Regions from separate parts of the Mus musculus genome. Here region 1 is linked to region 2. The links are chromatin loops, found by intact Hi-C in ENCODE. Cell type or tissue: gastrocnemius. All regions are shown on one strand.

Region 1 (8,000 bases), 290 kb after region 2:
ACAAGGGGGGCAGAACAGGGTATATATTCAAACACATGAGTCTATGGAGCCATTCTCATTCAAACTACCACACAGAATAATTTTGTTATTTACAATTTTCTTTTTTCAAAGTATAATTAATATACATGCATATATCTAGAAAATATGTCAAAGTAGTCTCTAGCTCCATATCTGTCCTTCTCTGATATTGAATACATATGCTTTGTCTAGATCACACAAAAAAAGGAGTCAGGATTATGGTATGACTAGAAACCAGATTGGCTGAGAAATTGAGGTAGGAATAGCTTAAGGAGAAGGAGACTTGGTGAACTGACTTTCATGGCTGTGCTCCCAAAGGGCTTGTGTCCATGTTCAAAAGAAAAAGAAATGTGCTTTATTTCTGGTAACTGTGGTTAAGATCAGCAAGTAGAGGTTCAAGACAAGGAGATCTCATTTACAGACAGAACTTCCTAGCAGTCAGAACTACCCTACTATAGAAAAATGGAAAAGGCTATGTCAAGGGAGTTCCAGACTAGGATGCTATGGTAGTTTGAATGAGAGTGTGACCCAAGAGTATTTGCTTAAGGACTGAAGCTAAAGTTAAAATCAAAAGAGTCTAATTCTATAGGTCAATGCTTCAGAATTCCAGAGCAGTTTTCACTCACACAGACTAATATAGACTCTACTGGATGTAATATAATTACTGGCGTAGGTCTCCCTTCTCGCTAGGGTTGTTGGCCACAGCCCATGAGAGGAAAGGAAGGAGAGTTGACTAACAGGCCCTGTGCGTGCAAACAGTAATAACGACACACTAGGACCAGCTTCAGGAAGACAGATGAACTTTACGTGGAGTGATTCGAGGGTTATATAGTTTGGGGTTAAGAGCATAGGAGTATCCAGGGTGGGTAAAGGTCATTGGCTGAAGGCTAAGGCACTGAGCTGCCTCACTGGCACTGGGGAAGGCACTTCAAGAATCTCAGGTGCTTGCTCTTCAGCTTCTTACCCAGAGAAGGAAACTGAACCTGTAATGTTCTGCAGGCAGATAGAGGTGTGTGGGGGCAGCGGGCAGTGTAGGATGGGGTGGGGGTGTTTAACTTCCCTAATAACGTCAGAGAAGGAGAAGCCCTGGTGACAAAGGGAGTCTGCCATTTTGCACAGAGTGGCAATGGTAGACTTCTACCTTAGCAGGGCAACAGACTGGGACATGACAGGCACTCAATAGAGCCTAGTTCTCTTCTACCCATCTTTAATCTAACTTTAACCTAAACACACCAGTGAGCTAGCACTCACCTTCCAGTGTTGGGCCCTGTGGTACCCTCACCCTCAGCTGGTTACAGTGGGGTAATAACTGTTCTCATGATGAAGTTCTTAGGGGTTCTTAGGAACAAAACATTTTCTTCAAAGGCTCCTCCTACATCTTATTTAACAGAGTTGGGCCAGAGTCTCATCCCTAAGCTTACCAATGGTAAAAGATCAAGCAATTGAATAAAGGAAGAAAAAGGAAAAGGGAAACTGGGGTAAAAAGGAAAAAGGACAAAAAAATGTAATGAATACTGCATAGGTGATAGCTGTGTCCCCTAGACCCATAGTTTTCTATAAACAAACCAAGGCTGAGAAGGGTTTAATTAATATGCCAGAGTCAAGGGTAGGAGTATGGCCATCACAGGAAGTGTGGCTAGCATAGGAAAAGTGGGTCACAGTTGGAGAATGAGGGGCAAGTGAGAGCAGGGTTAAGGACAAGGGTTCTAGCCTGTGTGGCGCTTTGAAGTCATTTTCAACAGGACTGACTACATTAACTTCCTAAAATTCTAGTTCCCAGAAATTAGGAAACTGTGAATATTAAAAATGTTTGTTTGTTTTGTTTTGAATTCTCCAGATGTTTTAATGCAGCACCAAGAGCAGAATCGCTGGTTTAGGAAGACAACAGTTGACAAGTGGAGATTCAATGCTGAAAGCACAGCGCTGTCAGGGAGACATGGTACCTGCCTCTTCTGTTTCCTCCCAAGTGACTGCTACTTCTTGAGGATAGCCAGGTTTTAGTTACTCATGTGACCCAGCACCTGACACCTGATCAGGCAGTTAATGATGGAATGAATGGGTCATTAATGATATACTCACAGAACACCATTTTTATACCACTCCTACAATGCAATCATGCTCCCATTTTACAGATGAGCAAATCAAAACCCTGATATTCTTTATGATCAACGAAAGAAATTGGGAGGCTAAGAAGTCAAACTAGAATTTAGAGAACAGTAGCCACCAAGAATAGGGTCCTGTGGCGGATTGCTTTTCTCCCTTTTCTCCAGGACCCCTTCTCTTTGTACCCCCAAAGCCTCAGATGTTACTGAGTCTGCCTTCCTGGCCTCTTTCATCCTCCTTGGAACCCTAGCCTGCTGGAAAAGAGGAAGAAAGGACTGGAGGTACTAACTAAGGCATATCTGGGGGTCAGGACCAGCCTGTGTCTGAGAATCTGCTGGAGTGGGAACTGACCACAGCCATCCGTACTGGGAGGCCCGGGAGCTGAACACAGCACCTCATTCATGGTGTGACCTTGAGTAAGCAACTCCTTACTTCTCGACTCCAGTGTCATCACGAAGGGTGTGTAGCAGAACATTTGGGTCACATACTCCAGTTCTGAGGTTCAGGTAGATACAGGGGGCTAAATGGGAACTAGTGAGCAGACCAGCATGTGCCTTGTTGAATAATGGTGTGAATTAAATGAGTTCTAGAAGCTGTTGCCATAAGGGCTGGTGGACTTGGCATTGTGAGGATTTTGGGGTTATTTTTTTAAGGATTGTTATTAAATCTATATTTTTTTAATGTGTGATCTTGTGGTTAATCTATCTGCCCAGTAATAACAATAGTAATCAACATGTGTGTGACAAAATAAATAACAACAAAAGCGTACGAAACCAGATTGAGCTTGGTCTCATTTGTGAGACCCCTGTACTAAACTGTCTAAAAGGCCCTTGCAGGACACAGGCCTTTAGCATTTCGGCAATAGCTGGAACTTTTATCCAGGAAGTAAAATCGAAATGGCACCATCCTTATACTCCTAGTACTTTGGTATGCACTTAATTCTGTGATCGCGGGAGAAACATCACCTTCCCAAAAGATCTGTCTGGTTTTAAACGCTAGGCTGACCCCTTCCTAGAGAAACAGTGACCTCTGGTGGAAAATGGCAGCAGAGCAACGCCGCTGTGCTGAGATAATTTAATGCTTAGGCAAACTGACTGTTTTCACTTGAAATAGATTTAATGAAGAATAATAAATAAAACCTAGACACATATGTACAGATGGTTTGATGTATGTTAGGCAAGAGTCAGGCTTTCATGTATACATTTGGGAGTAATTACTCTTAATCTAAAAAAAGAAGTTGAGGATTAGCGAAAGAACGAAAGCATTTGCTAGATTGACTGACAGCAATCTGGAATGGGCAGGCATGGAGAGAAAGCTAGGACTCGGGCAGTGTTCTGAGAATCAGAGACTTGAGTAATTTACTGAAGGTCTCAGTGATTGTTCCCATGCATGCTTTGATGAGTCCCCAACGACTCTCCAAGGCATGGACTATTAATTATCTCCATTTGACGAATAAGGAGCATGCAGAATAGGGACTCTGAGTGACAGAGTCCTTGGCCGTTAAAGGACTTCTGGCTGACTGTGCTGTCTTTTGCACAGTGTTGTGTAAGGTCTTCAGTCGTGTAACTAGAAATGGTGCCGCTGGGTTGCTCCCATGCACTCCAAGCCCTAACCCTGCAAATTACATGCATCTTGAACACCAGTGACTTTCACAGTGGTCATGAAAATCTTGAGTCACATCACAAAACAATGGGTCATCCTTCTTTATTTTTGAGGTCATAAGATAATTACATCTCTCCCTTCCTTTTCCTCCCTTCAAACTCTGCTGTGACCCCTCTGCTCTCCTTCAAACCCATGGCCTCCTTTCCTCTCACTAATTGTTATCACATGCATATATATGTAGACATATATACCTAAATGTAGCCTGTTCAGGCCATATAATGTTACTTGCATGTATGATTTCAGGGCTGACAATCTGGTACAGGAGAGTCAGTTGGTGTGCTCTTCCCTGGGGAAGATCATCTCCCTCTGAAATAGATCATTCTGGAGAAGCTGAAGATCCCATGGATTGGGTGAGAACTATTGTGCAGATTCGTGAGCTCGGCATTTTAATATGAGGTGTAGGATGGTAAATGAAAGTTCAGAAACCACGTCAGGAAGGATTTACTAAGACAGAACTGGGACCCATTACCAGGAGGGGAAAACTCAAGGAACATGCATTCAGTCCTTCCCTTGTGTGTTCATTGATGTTTACAGTGTTTGCTTATGTGCAGCCCTGTGTCAGGATTCCAGTGTTTACGTGTGTGGGGGCTTGTGTCCGGTGTGGAGGAGACAGCGATGCAGACATTACATGTGGTCTCATTAAACCTCATATAGAGAGGGTCAGAGAATAGCAGAAGTGTCTCATGGAGAATTATCTGTTCTCAGCAGGTTCATACAGAAGGACAGAACTCAAATGGACTGGAAGGGGTTGGCTGAACCGTGTGTGACACTGCGCTAGCACTGTCTGCTTAGAGACTAAAAGTCAGTGGGAAGCTTTCAGTGAGACTGAAAGTGGTGTTGGGTTGTGGTGGGACTTAACCCTCTTTCTACCCTTTGGGCCCAGAGTTCACTAGAAAGACTAACAATTGATATCGCCTCTCAGTTTTAGATAAGGACAGACAAAATTACAGCCATTGGTCTTTTGTTTTCTTTCTTGATCTTTTCTTTGTCTCTCAGTGATATTGTGGCCTTTTTTTTCCTTTTTTTTTTTTAATTTTCTTTTCTTTCTTTCTTTTTTTTTTTTTTTCTTCTTTTCTTTTTTTGAGACAGGGTTTCTCTGTGTAGCCCTGGCTGTCCTGGAACTCACTCTGTAGACCAGACTGGCCTTGAACTCAGAAATCCGCCTGCCTCTGCCTCCCAAGTGCTGGGATTAAAGGCGTGTGCCACCACGCCCGGCCTTTGTGGCCTTTTCTCTTCTGGTCACACAAGGTTCCTACAAACTTCGTCTTTTAACCATAAACTGTAAAGGACTGACATCAGAAATCTTGGGGGCAGGACACGAGCATTTTCTTTCCTATCACGTGTGGTGCTAGGGGTTGAGCCAGGGGCCTCATACGTGATGGGCGAGCATCCTGCCACTGACATGCATCCCCCCAGAATTTTTGTTCTTTACTTAAAAAAAAATTTGAACAGGGTGTTGCCAACTTGTCCAGACTGACCTTACACTCACCCTGTAAACCAAACAGCTTGAATGCACATGAAGCCCTGATAGGCATTGAACTTCTGATCCTTCTGATTCACTCAGGAGCTGGAACTACAGTCCTGCACTACCAGGCCTTGCTGGATCTTTCAAAGGTCCATCGTGAGACTTTCATTTCCATTGTAGATAACTGAAAAGCACAAAATAAGCTATAACAGCGTAGAAGGGCATCACCCAAATGACCATCACTGACATTATTTCCTACATTTGATTCCTCTGATTATAATTTATTTTATTTTTAAATACATATGATCAAGCCAAACCCTGCTATTTCATTTATGATTACTCAAAAGACATAGTTATATCAAGATCTTTATTACAACCATATTTAATCATATAGCTATTATATTATACTGAATAAATGCATCATACTTTATCTTTTCTCATATCTTGGACATTTCCAATATTTTGGTAGTATAAACAATGCTCAAATCTAAAACTTTCTATAAATATTTCAAATGTAAACAAATGTTGTGCACAAAGATGTTGGTTGTGACCTTTAATTTTCTACCTATCCCCTACCCCCAACATGCTCATGTCCTCTTGATCTTTATTGCACAATCCCAAGTCTCATGACGTGGCCTGAGCCATTCACTCTCTGGAATACTCATGAACTCCACTCATCTTTCTTAAAAGACGATCTTAAAAGCAAGCTCCATTGTTCTTTGCTTAGGACTGCTCCCTTCTCTGCTCTCTAAGACTTCTCGTCCTGGTCTCACCACCATTCTCTCTAATTGCTCTGTTAGATTGAGCAAAGCAAACATTTGGTTAATCATTTGGAAAATTGGTCATCACACTGCTGGCTGACTGGTATAATGGAGGTGGTCTAGTGTCAGAGCTAAAATCATTACTGAAGATAACACAGTTACTCATGCGTGTGTGTACAACCCGTCTACACGCTACCCTGTAAAGTCATTCTTTTTTTCTGTTTTTCTTTTTTTTTCTTTTTTTTTTTCTGGATGAATGTTCTTTGTTCTTGTAGGTTATAGCAAAGAAAGAACCCAGAGTCTAGGGCCCATTCTAATTCCACTCCCATATTCTACTAGATTTGGAGCAAAACTCTATGCTGGGCATCAAGTTGAGCTCTGAAAGTATACAACCAACCTAACAAGAAAGAGAGAGAGAGAGAGAGAGAGAGAGAGAGAGAGAGAGAGAGAGAGAGAGAGAGAGAGATTTGTATACAGAAGGCAAGCACACTAACAGAAAAGTGAAACAACCTGTATATGCATATGCCTATATGGCTACATAGGGTATTGGTTTAGGGAAATAAGGAATTAAACAAGACAAATGGTCCATATTGAAGAGACAGAAGAAACTGAGTGGAAGGGGAAGGGCAGAATTGAAATATGGAGGAGTATTTGAAGGTCAACAGATTGTCCCTGGGTGGAGCAGAGAGGAATGTATCAACCAGATAGCACAGAAAGGGACCTCCTTCAGGCATCAGAGTCATGCCATTGGGTGATATGAAGGTCAAAGTAAATAAGTCAAAAAATATGTGAAAACATGTAAAAAAAAAAGTTTAGGGTTATGGCCAAACTCACCTGCACCCAGCTAAAGGCAACTGCGCTACATCACAGCCCAGAATCACCAGTGCTTGTCTAAGGTCTCCCTGTAGCATGGACATTTGAAGTCCAGGAAACTACATCTTGCAAAATTTATATTCCCAGCATGCATTCATTTCCTAGAACTGCCATGACAAAATACCACAAGTTGTCCAATTAAGCAACAGGAATTTATTTTCCCACCGTCCTGGAGGCTAGAAGATGTAGATTAAAGGGTTAGCAGGGTGACTTCTTCTGACGCTTCTCTTCTCCTGTGCAAGAAGTCCTGCCTTCCATGCCATAGTCTAGAATGACACCGTATTTCTGGACTAAGGCCCACCTGACTCATTTCTTGCTACCTGTATTACCTTTTTAAAAGCCTTATTGGTGAATCCAGTCGCATTATGAGGTACCAGGGGATCAGGACTTCCCCATAGGGATTTCAGACGTATATTTCAACCTCTAACAATGAATTTCTGGATGACAGCCACACATTATTTCTATGATGTGTCACCTGACATAGAGGAGTCACTCAGTAAATAACCATTGAATCAGCCGTCGAGTCTCCAGATACTGTTAGGTATCCCTGTGTCTCCAAACACTCCCATCACCTGGGGAGCCTTCCCTCCCCCTCAGCACTTTGTCTCAGGGCCTTGTGTCCATGGGCAGAATCCTAAGCTTGCCCATCCTTTGTTCTTAACTGATAAGGAGAACCTCTACTCATCTGCCACAACGTGACTTAACTATCAGATTGTCAGAGAAGAAATGAGCATAGTTATGCAAAGTTACCTCACCTCAGTTTAAGCCCAGGCATTCACATTAGAGTAGAAAGTTGCTCCGTCCAGTAGATCCAACGGGGCTCATACCATATTTTGTCCACAGTCAAATTCCTTCCCTTTGTAATTTGTTTGTTTGGTTTTGGTTTTTTTTGTTGTTGTTGTTGTTGTTGTTGTTGGTGGTGGTGGTGGTGGTGGTGGTGGTGGTGGTGGTTTTGGTTTTTGTTTTGTTTTTTGAGACAGGGTTTCTCTGTATAGCCCTGGCTGTCCTGGAACTCACTTTGTAGACCAGGCTGGCCTCGAACTCAGAAATCCACCTGCCTCTGCCTCCCAAGTGCTGGGATTAAAGGCGTGCGTCACCACTGCCCACCCCCTTTGTAA
Region 2 (8,000 bases):
TATAATAGTTACCTTGGTTATAATGTTCCTTCACAGCAATAGAATAGTGGCTAAGACACTTGTGCACACACATAAGAAGTGGAGACATGAGGTTGTAATTTGTGCAGAAAGTGATCAGAAGAGATGTCTCTGATTCTGTAGTTTTTAAGTGGGCAGAGTCATAAGGGAAATGAAGTAAGCCAAACAGTTACTTGTGAAGATTCTGTCCCAGGGCAGCCATGGGAAGGAAATGCAAGGACCAACTGCAAAGTAAGAGTGTATGGAAGTGTTAGAGGCAGTGAACAAGACCTAGGAAGTATAGCAGAGTTTGGGGAGGAAGAAGAACTAGAGGGGAGGCTCAGGAAGAGCTGGAGGCAGGTCTTGTTGGTACTCAAGCCAGTGGAAAGGACAATGTTTCATGTGAGAGAGAAACCCAGCAGGGATTTCATCAAGTTGATCAGGCTCTCTCTAAAAACTCTGTAGAGTTGTGAGTGAATAGATGTGAGAATAAGAATGGGGAGCTGTTCAAGGTCAATGCAACACCTGCAGCAGGAGATGATGGTGGCTGAGGTGGTGGTGCTGGGATTGTGCATGCCACTCAAGAGCTCTGCATTTTACAGAAGAAGGACGAGGAGGAGGAGGAAGAGGAAGAGGAGGAGGAGGATTCTAGAATTCTGGATATACTTGCAAGCCAAGCCTTTGTTTTGATGTTCCCTAATTTTATTGATATACATTGTCCCTTCTCCTCTCCCTCCCTTCCCCTCCCCATCCTGCTCTCTCCCCCTCCCTCCCCCTCTCTTCTCTCTCCTCTCCCTCTCTCCCTTCTTCCCTTGTCTCCCTACAGTGCAGGATGTAATTCCCAACTACTGCTTCAGCATCTGCCTTTATGTTGCCATGTTTCCTGCCATTGTTTGACAAGTACAAATTGCACTTATGTGGCATATAACATTACAGTTTGGCTGAGTCATCTTGCCAGCCTGATAGAACAATTTTTGATGTTTTCTATAGTAGATAAATTAATTTATATTTGCATCATTTAAAAACAAGGATTTCATGTCTTCTTTACCTTTGCCAGTATTTACCCCAGTCCTCTGCAAGAGTAACAATTGCTCTCTTCAATTCAGAGCCTTTGCTCTACTGACTTTACTTTTCTCATTTTATGAAACAGATGTTTTCAATGTAGGGTTAAGCTTCATAGTGCTGTGGTGGGCAGTGATTATAGGAATTCCAGTTATGATAGATCATTCAAGGAATGGAGAGGTGATAGATTTTAGACATCTTTAGAATGCCCTATGGGAGAAGACAGGCTATATTGCAAAGATACAACCAACCATTTAGAATAAAGGTTTTGCACAAAACTGAGAAAATGTTACTTACAGGTAGCAGCCGAAACCGCTAGGATAAGTTAAGAATTGTCTTTCCTCATTCCTATACCATGCATGTGAGCAACATGTATCATGATAAGGGGGAATCATAAGACCAGAACAAGAAAGAAAAGATAAAGAATAATTGTTCTAGAATATTATGTTAAGGAAAAGCAGGAAAAAGGAATGCATTTCCTGAAGGTATATTTTTTAATGATATACGTACACGTACACATACACATACATACACACACACACACATATATATGTATATATATGTATATATATACATATATGTGTTAATTAGAAAAAAGAAAACAAGTTAGTCACAAGGGCATAAATCCCTCACACTGTGCTGCCTGAGGCTTGGGTTTTTCATTGTTACAGAGCCACCGAATCACCCAAATACATCTAAGGTATTTGGTGGCCAGTGTTTCTGTATGGAACGTGAACTTGCTTTATTCAGCTGTGTGGTGTGTGGACTCCTTGAGGAAACTGTGCACATAGTAAGTTTCATGAAAAACATTTCTGTGCTTTAGAGTGTGTCTCTGCATGTTTTGTCCATTAGTGCCTGCTCTGTCAACCCCAGGTGCCTAGGATCAGCAGAACTAAGCTCCTCGTCTAGCTTCCATTATCTAGTGACATCTTTAAGTTCAGATGATCGCTCTGCTCTCAGCAGTGGAATGACCATGTATACTTCTGACCCCACTCTGTGTGAAAGACAGTGGGGCACTATGATTCTGGAAGGGAAGTCGGGACAGCCAGAGGAGTGGGGTATCTAGAAACCCTTCAGTATAAGGAAGAGCTGAGAGCATAATATGTGTTCCATATGAGAGTAGATTACCTGGGAAGGATGTGAAAACATCTTCAAAAAATTGACTTCATTCTAATGCACATTGAGGCTGTGTTAAAGAGATCGATTCGAGGGCACCATTCATAAAAACAAACCAACCAACTAAACAAACAAACAAAACCCCCAAACCCCTGACAGTGTTTGCCACCCAACAGTGAAATGAGCTGCCTTGGGAAGAGTTCCCATTCTTGGAATTACAAATAAGTTGGGTTCAAGGAGCAGACCTGAGATTTAACTGCATCTTCCTGGATCTCATCTTAATTTGCAGATGCTCTTGGGGAGATGAGAGCCAAGACAGGAGCCCAGCCCTGTCGGCTCCACATACCTTCGATTGACAGTGAAAACATTAATCAGTGAATACACTCTTACGCATAAAACCATGCTGCCTGGGCTCTCAACTTCATTTTCATTACCCTCTCCTCAAATTTGTCTGATACTATAGCTCTACCATAGGGAACAAAATTGCATAGGCTTTTTCTAAATGACTATTAAACCTGAGGTTCCTTTTCCATCAAGACGCACATTGTCAGCTTGACCTGAGATAATCCTAACTCTTCTGAGAGATTTACAGGAAGGCAAATACCTCTCATTCCTCAGGCTTCCGGGACCATGTGATGACCAACTTCAACCAGCTACCAAGAGGCCCCTATCCCCAAAGCGTGCCTTCTTCCTGGTGTGGCCCCAGGTCAAGGCCAATCCATTTTGCAGTGAGGGTAGGAATGTGAGGCTTGTCTCTCCAAGAAGATCCAGATGTTATGTTGATCTTTCATGACTGCTTTTGCTAAACGACATATGGTGGAGTCCTTGAGAGTTGAGTAAAGTTTTGTTAGGAAAGCTAATCACCGATGGCCAGGCCCCCTGTAGGACAAGGGAAATGTAGATGAAAATATAGAAGAATGAGCCATCACAGGAACTGGGGAAGAGAAGGCAGTTTTTAAGCCAGAGAACCTAATAGTCCATGTAGCTTGACCTCTTCATTTTATAGATGAGGCTTCATTCTATAGATGGCTTCCATGAAGTCACTGACAAGATCCCTGTTGGGGATGGATGGAGGATAGTCAACAGGGTACTTTTTTGTTTGTACTTTGTTTGTTTGTTTGTTTGTTTGTTTGTTTGTTTTTGAGACAGGGATTCTCTGTATAACCCCGGCTGGAACTCTGGAACCCTGGAACTCACTCTGTAGACCATGCTGACCTCAAACTCAGAAATCCACCTGCCTCTGCCTCCCATGTACTGGGATTAAAGGCGTGCACCACCACGCCTGGCTTAACAGAATACTTTCATGATGCAGCAAGTTATCCCTCTCTCGATTTATGCCTGCAGATCTTTGTTTAGCTTTGTAGATCTTGTTCATCTAGTCTTGGTCTTGAAAACTGTACCACTTAAGCTTGAAGAAATTCACTACACTCAAATGCCCACAGACATTGATCTATTCTAAATTCTCTGCTTCCCATGCAATATCACATGTCAAAATTTTACAACCCAAGGTGATAATATTAGAAAGTGATGGGGCATTGAGATCCAATTAGGATGGAGCCTTTGTGAGCAGGATTAGTGCCTGTGTCCATATATGATGCTGTAAAATGTATTACAGACCAGACTATCTATAAGTAATAGAAATTTATTTCTCCCAATTCTGGAAGCTAGAATGTCCACAATCAAGCTGATGTGGAGTATGGTGAAAACCGATCTTGACTTTTAAGATGGTCCCTTGCTCCATCCTCTTGAAAGGATGGATACTACGTCTTCACATGGCAGAAAGGACGAAAGTGGGCTAAGTGCCCACTGGAGCTTCATTCTAGAGGGTCAGAATCCCCTTTATAAGGAAGGAGCACTGCTGACCGAGTGACTTCCCAAAGGCCATACCTGGTAATATTCCTGTATCAGAAACCAAATACCAACATGAAACACAAAGAGTTGAACCACAGCAAGTGCTCTTCTTTTAGCAAGTGCCAGACCACTTCTTTACCACTCCCGTGAGTGGGGAAAAGGCCAGAAGCCTTCATATTTGAAGAACTAGGCCACTGACAAGCACTGAATCTTCAACACCTTGACCTTAGGCTTCCCATTTTCCTAAACTTTAAGAGACAGTTGCTACGGTTTATCAGTCCCCAAGTTTGTGGCACTTTGTTCTAAGTTCAGGTAGATATTCCATCCATGAAAGGTGCTGAATTTCCTACGGGGGGGGGGTGGGGGGTGGGGGGTGTCATACCTTAAATAGGACAAAGAAGAACCCCTGTCTATAAGCAATCAAAGGGAAGTCCGCCATCTAGTGACAGTAACTGTGGGTAACTATCCCACTGGGTAAACAGACTCTCGAGAATTCAAATCAACAGTGAGGGATAGTGTTTAAGTACAGCACAGAAGCAATTTTTTTTTTTTTGAGACAAGATTTCACTATTTAGACCAGGCTGGTCTAGAACTCAGAGATTCCCTGCCTTTGCTTCCCAAATGCTGGTATTAAAGATGTGTGCCAATATACCAGGCCAAGCCCAGAAGTTTGAATCATCAAAAAGGAAAGTAGAATTTAGTAATTAATTAAGTAACATTACTACTCTTTAATTTTTCTTTCCACTGGGTCTAACCTTTCCTGTTATGGAGAGAAAGAGATGCAGTCCCTCCCTACTTTTCAGTATAAATAATTGGAGCAATTTTTATACCATGCACTGGTTAAATTCCTGACCATTACTACAGGGTCACCTGCCTTCTCACTTCTTCATTTAACAATGATAGAAAACTCCATTTATTCTAGGCACAAAGATGGTTAACGCTTAGTCTCTGGAGTCTCTGGCACATATATCTTAGCAGGGGAAGTGGAGAAAAATAAAACAAAACACAAACCAACAAAACCACAATTACAACCAGATACTGATCATGATGAGGAGAGCGACAGGTAGTATTGGGGCAGCACACACATACACAGTCCATCTGGGGAAATGCATCTGAGATCAGAGAAGGTGAGCTGGGGGAAGAGTCTGGAATGAGGAGCATTTCAGCAAAGGACGAGCAAAATCAGGCGTGCCAGGTTTCATCAAGGGGAATGAGCCAAGGACCAGTATGAGAATGTGGGAAAACTGCAGTTTGACAGTCATAGGATTAAGTCACCAGGGCACACCAAGAAGGAGGCTGAACCTCATCAACCAAAGTAAAAAACTTCAGGTTTCATATTGTGGCCAAGTCTATTGGCAGTAAAGGCTAAAAACTCTGTCCCAAGACAGAGCCTGTTCTCCAGAATTCCAAATTTGAATGCTGTAAGTCAGCCAAACTCCAGTTCATCAAGGTCCCTGCCACACCTGCTTGCCCATGCCCTCACATGGAATGTCTGTCTGTCTGTCCCTGCCAGGTGCAGTCCTTGCTCCCTTGAGTGTAAAGTCAGTTTTCCACGAGGAAAGGAGAAGGGCATGATCAGACTCTTGCCTTACACCGGTTCTCTCAGGGAGATTTGGAAAGGTCCCCTGGGGGCAGAGAAATCCCTTAGAATGGCACTGCAAAGGTCCAGACAAAAGCTATTAAACACCTATAGCTGTGTCCTGGAGGCATAGTGCCACAGAGGAATGGCAACAACTGTGGAGCTTTTGATTATCACTCCCTCCATCATTCTTCGAAGGCATAAAGAGGCTCAATAATCTCAATGAAGTGTTGACCTGGACTTCTGACTCCAGGATACGAGACTGTACATTTCATCCATCACAGCCCAGGAGCCATTAATGTGGTGTGATGAAATGTGACTCAGCTGAAGTTTAGTACAGACTTTGGGATCCACATGCCTGAGGAAAACAGACCTGAGGGAAAAACCACTGAAGAGGACACTGATCCTGTGTGCTTGTAGCTTGTTGATTTCAAGAAGGGCCTGAGCCTATCTGGGCTGCAATAACAGTATACAGTACACTGGGTGGCTCATAAAACAAAAAAACAACAAAAGAAATGCCTATTCCTCACAGATCTGGAGAAGTCTCTGGCAAGATTCAATCTCTTATAAGGACATGTTACCACTGTGCCCACATGGTAAGAAGGCATGATTAGTCCATTTGTGTTTCTTTAATAATGGCACATATCCTATTTAGGAGGCCTCTACCATGATCTAGTCACCTCATAAAAGCCTACGCTCTAATATCATCACATACAGAATTAAAATGTCAACATATGGATTGGGGGGTGGGGCACAAACATTCAAACCACAGAATCTGGCAAAAAAAAAAAATCTTTTCATTTTCCCCTCAGAAAATAAAGAGAAAAAAATCTAAATGTGTTTATATAGTAAAACGTAAACACTAAGGCAGGGTTTGGTTGCGTGATTTGCTTACATAATCAATGTTTTAGAACAGAGTCGTCAGAGGATCCTTCCTAGAAGGACACTAGCGGCCTAGACTGAGACCTTCCATCTCTCCACAAACACTAAGGAAAATTTAGAAACAACCTTGTGCCCTGAGTAGCACCTCCAGAAACTGAACTGCTTCCCCTAAGACATAAAGTGCAGTTCACCAGCAGACAGCATGGACATTGTCAGAAACAAACAAGGAATGATCTAAGTATTGCACAAAGGAACACGCAAAGGGAATGAAGCATAGGAGGAATTTTTTTATTAAAAAAAAAAAGTCTAGAAAGCATAACTGATAACATGACTTCTGTTCTTTATCTCTCACATAGGTGACCACATCTCACTCCATTGGTGAGAGCTTGACTTCACAATCTGATGCACTTGGCTAATTATCACAAAGGAGAAGAGGAAAGGTCAGGAAATACGATTCCTTGCTGACTTAACTGCCCTTAATTTCTTTTTTAAAAGGTTTCTTTCAATATATCACTTGGGAACTTGAAATGCTGGATTCTCTGGCCCCTCCTTACATTGCTTGAATTAGAAGTTCAGAGGTTTAGGTCTAGTGGTCACCTTCCACAAGCAAGATTCTGATGCACTAAGGACTTGAAGCCATTGCCCTTAAAGATAGCAGCACACAACTAATGTTGTATTGAATTCATCAATGAATTTCTGCTGAGTTGTGTATTTCATCCAAGTGGGGAAAGTTCTACAAACTCCTACAAAGCCCAAGATGTTATTGGTCAGGGTGGAAACGGGCAAACAGCCCCCTGGGAGGTTAGGATTCAAGTCTCACATTAATTTTGAAATCTTTATTTCTTGCTCTGACTTTGGCTGTGATGATGGCTCCATTAGGAAACCTCTCCTCTCCATCCTAGGTTTGTGTCACATGTTCTAGCTCATCACTCCACTGCTTGTCATTGTTTGGGCTTGTTTTCCCAATTCTGAGCCAGAGAGAGGAGAGACGTTTGCCTTTTTGTTTGTCCTTGAGTTCCCAGAATCTGGTAGTTAGAAATTCAGCAAATCTGTAATTGACCGAACACTTAGCTCACCTTTGCTGGGAAAGAGCCATTATGGCCTGAGGTGGTTGCTCTTCTGGTTGCCCTGAGCCTTATTCTATCTCCTTCTTTCCAACTGTAGCTGCTGGGCCATTATAAATGCTGGATATTCAGGCTACGGTGAACTCTGAAGTGGTCTTCAGCATCACACCATATCACAGTCAACACCACATCCATTGATACTTCACAGTCTGCTACCCCGTGCTTCTACCCCAGAATTCAATACCCACCATATGGGGGTGGTCCATCATGTTCTAGTGTACCCTCGCTATACAAGAGGCCACAGTGAATGACTTTCACTGACTGATTTATTCATCATTCCAACATCAGCTATGTAAGGCTATTATAGAGATGAAGGAAAACCAAGCCAAAAAGCAGTGACTTGCCTGAGTTATAGAGCTAGTGGGTAGCTGGGGTTCAGCTTGGATCTA

What was found. A loop is a pair of places that touch in the nucleus more often than their neighbours do. Peaks named below come from ENCODE experiments on the same cell type or tissue, not always from the same donor. Only the 100,000 strongest peaks of a DNase experiment are listed, where the experiment ranks them.
Region 1: a loop joins it to region 2, with 4 times the contacts of the local background. A loop is called at or near these places in 3 of 42 quality-filtered maps.

Annotation. Positions count from the first base shown.
Region 1 is chr4:95,003,497-95,011,496 of GRCm38, reverse strand. The region is part of intron 2 of Gm12694 (a long non-coding RNA gene); the gene reads right to left. Among named protein-coding and RNA genes, the nearest start is that of Gm12694, 28 kb to the right of the region's middle. In gastrocnemius, a CTCF peak has its summit at 3,166 (motif pointing left); a DNase peak (open chromatin) is centred at 3,151; H3K4me3 peaks cover 517 bases; H3K27ac peaks cover 438 bases.
Region 2 is chr4:95,290,787-95,298,786 of GRCm38, reverse strand. No RefSeq gene overlaps it. Among named protein-coding and RNA genes, the nearest start is that of Gm32240, 87 kb to the right of the region's middle. In gastrocnemius, a CTCF peak has its summit at 4,474 (motif pointing left); no DNase peak of the experiment used is centred here; H3K27ac peaks cover 439 bases.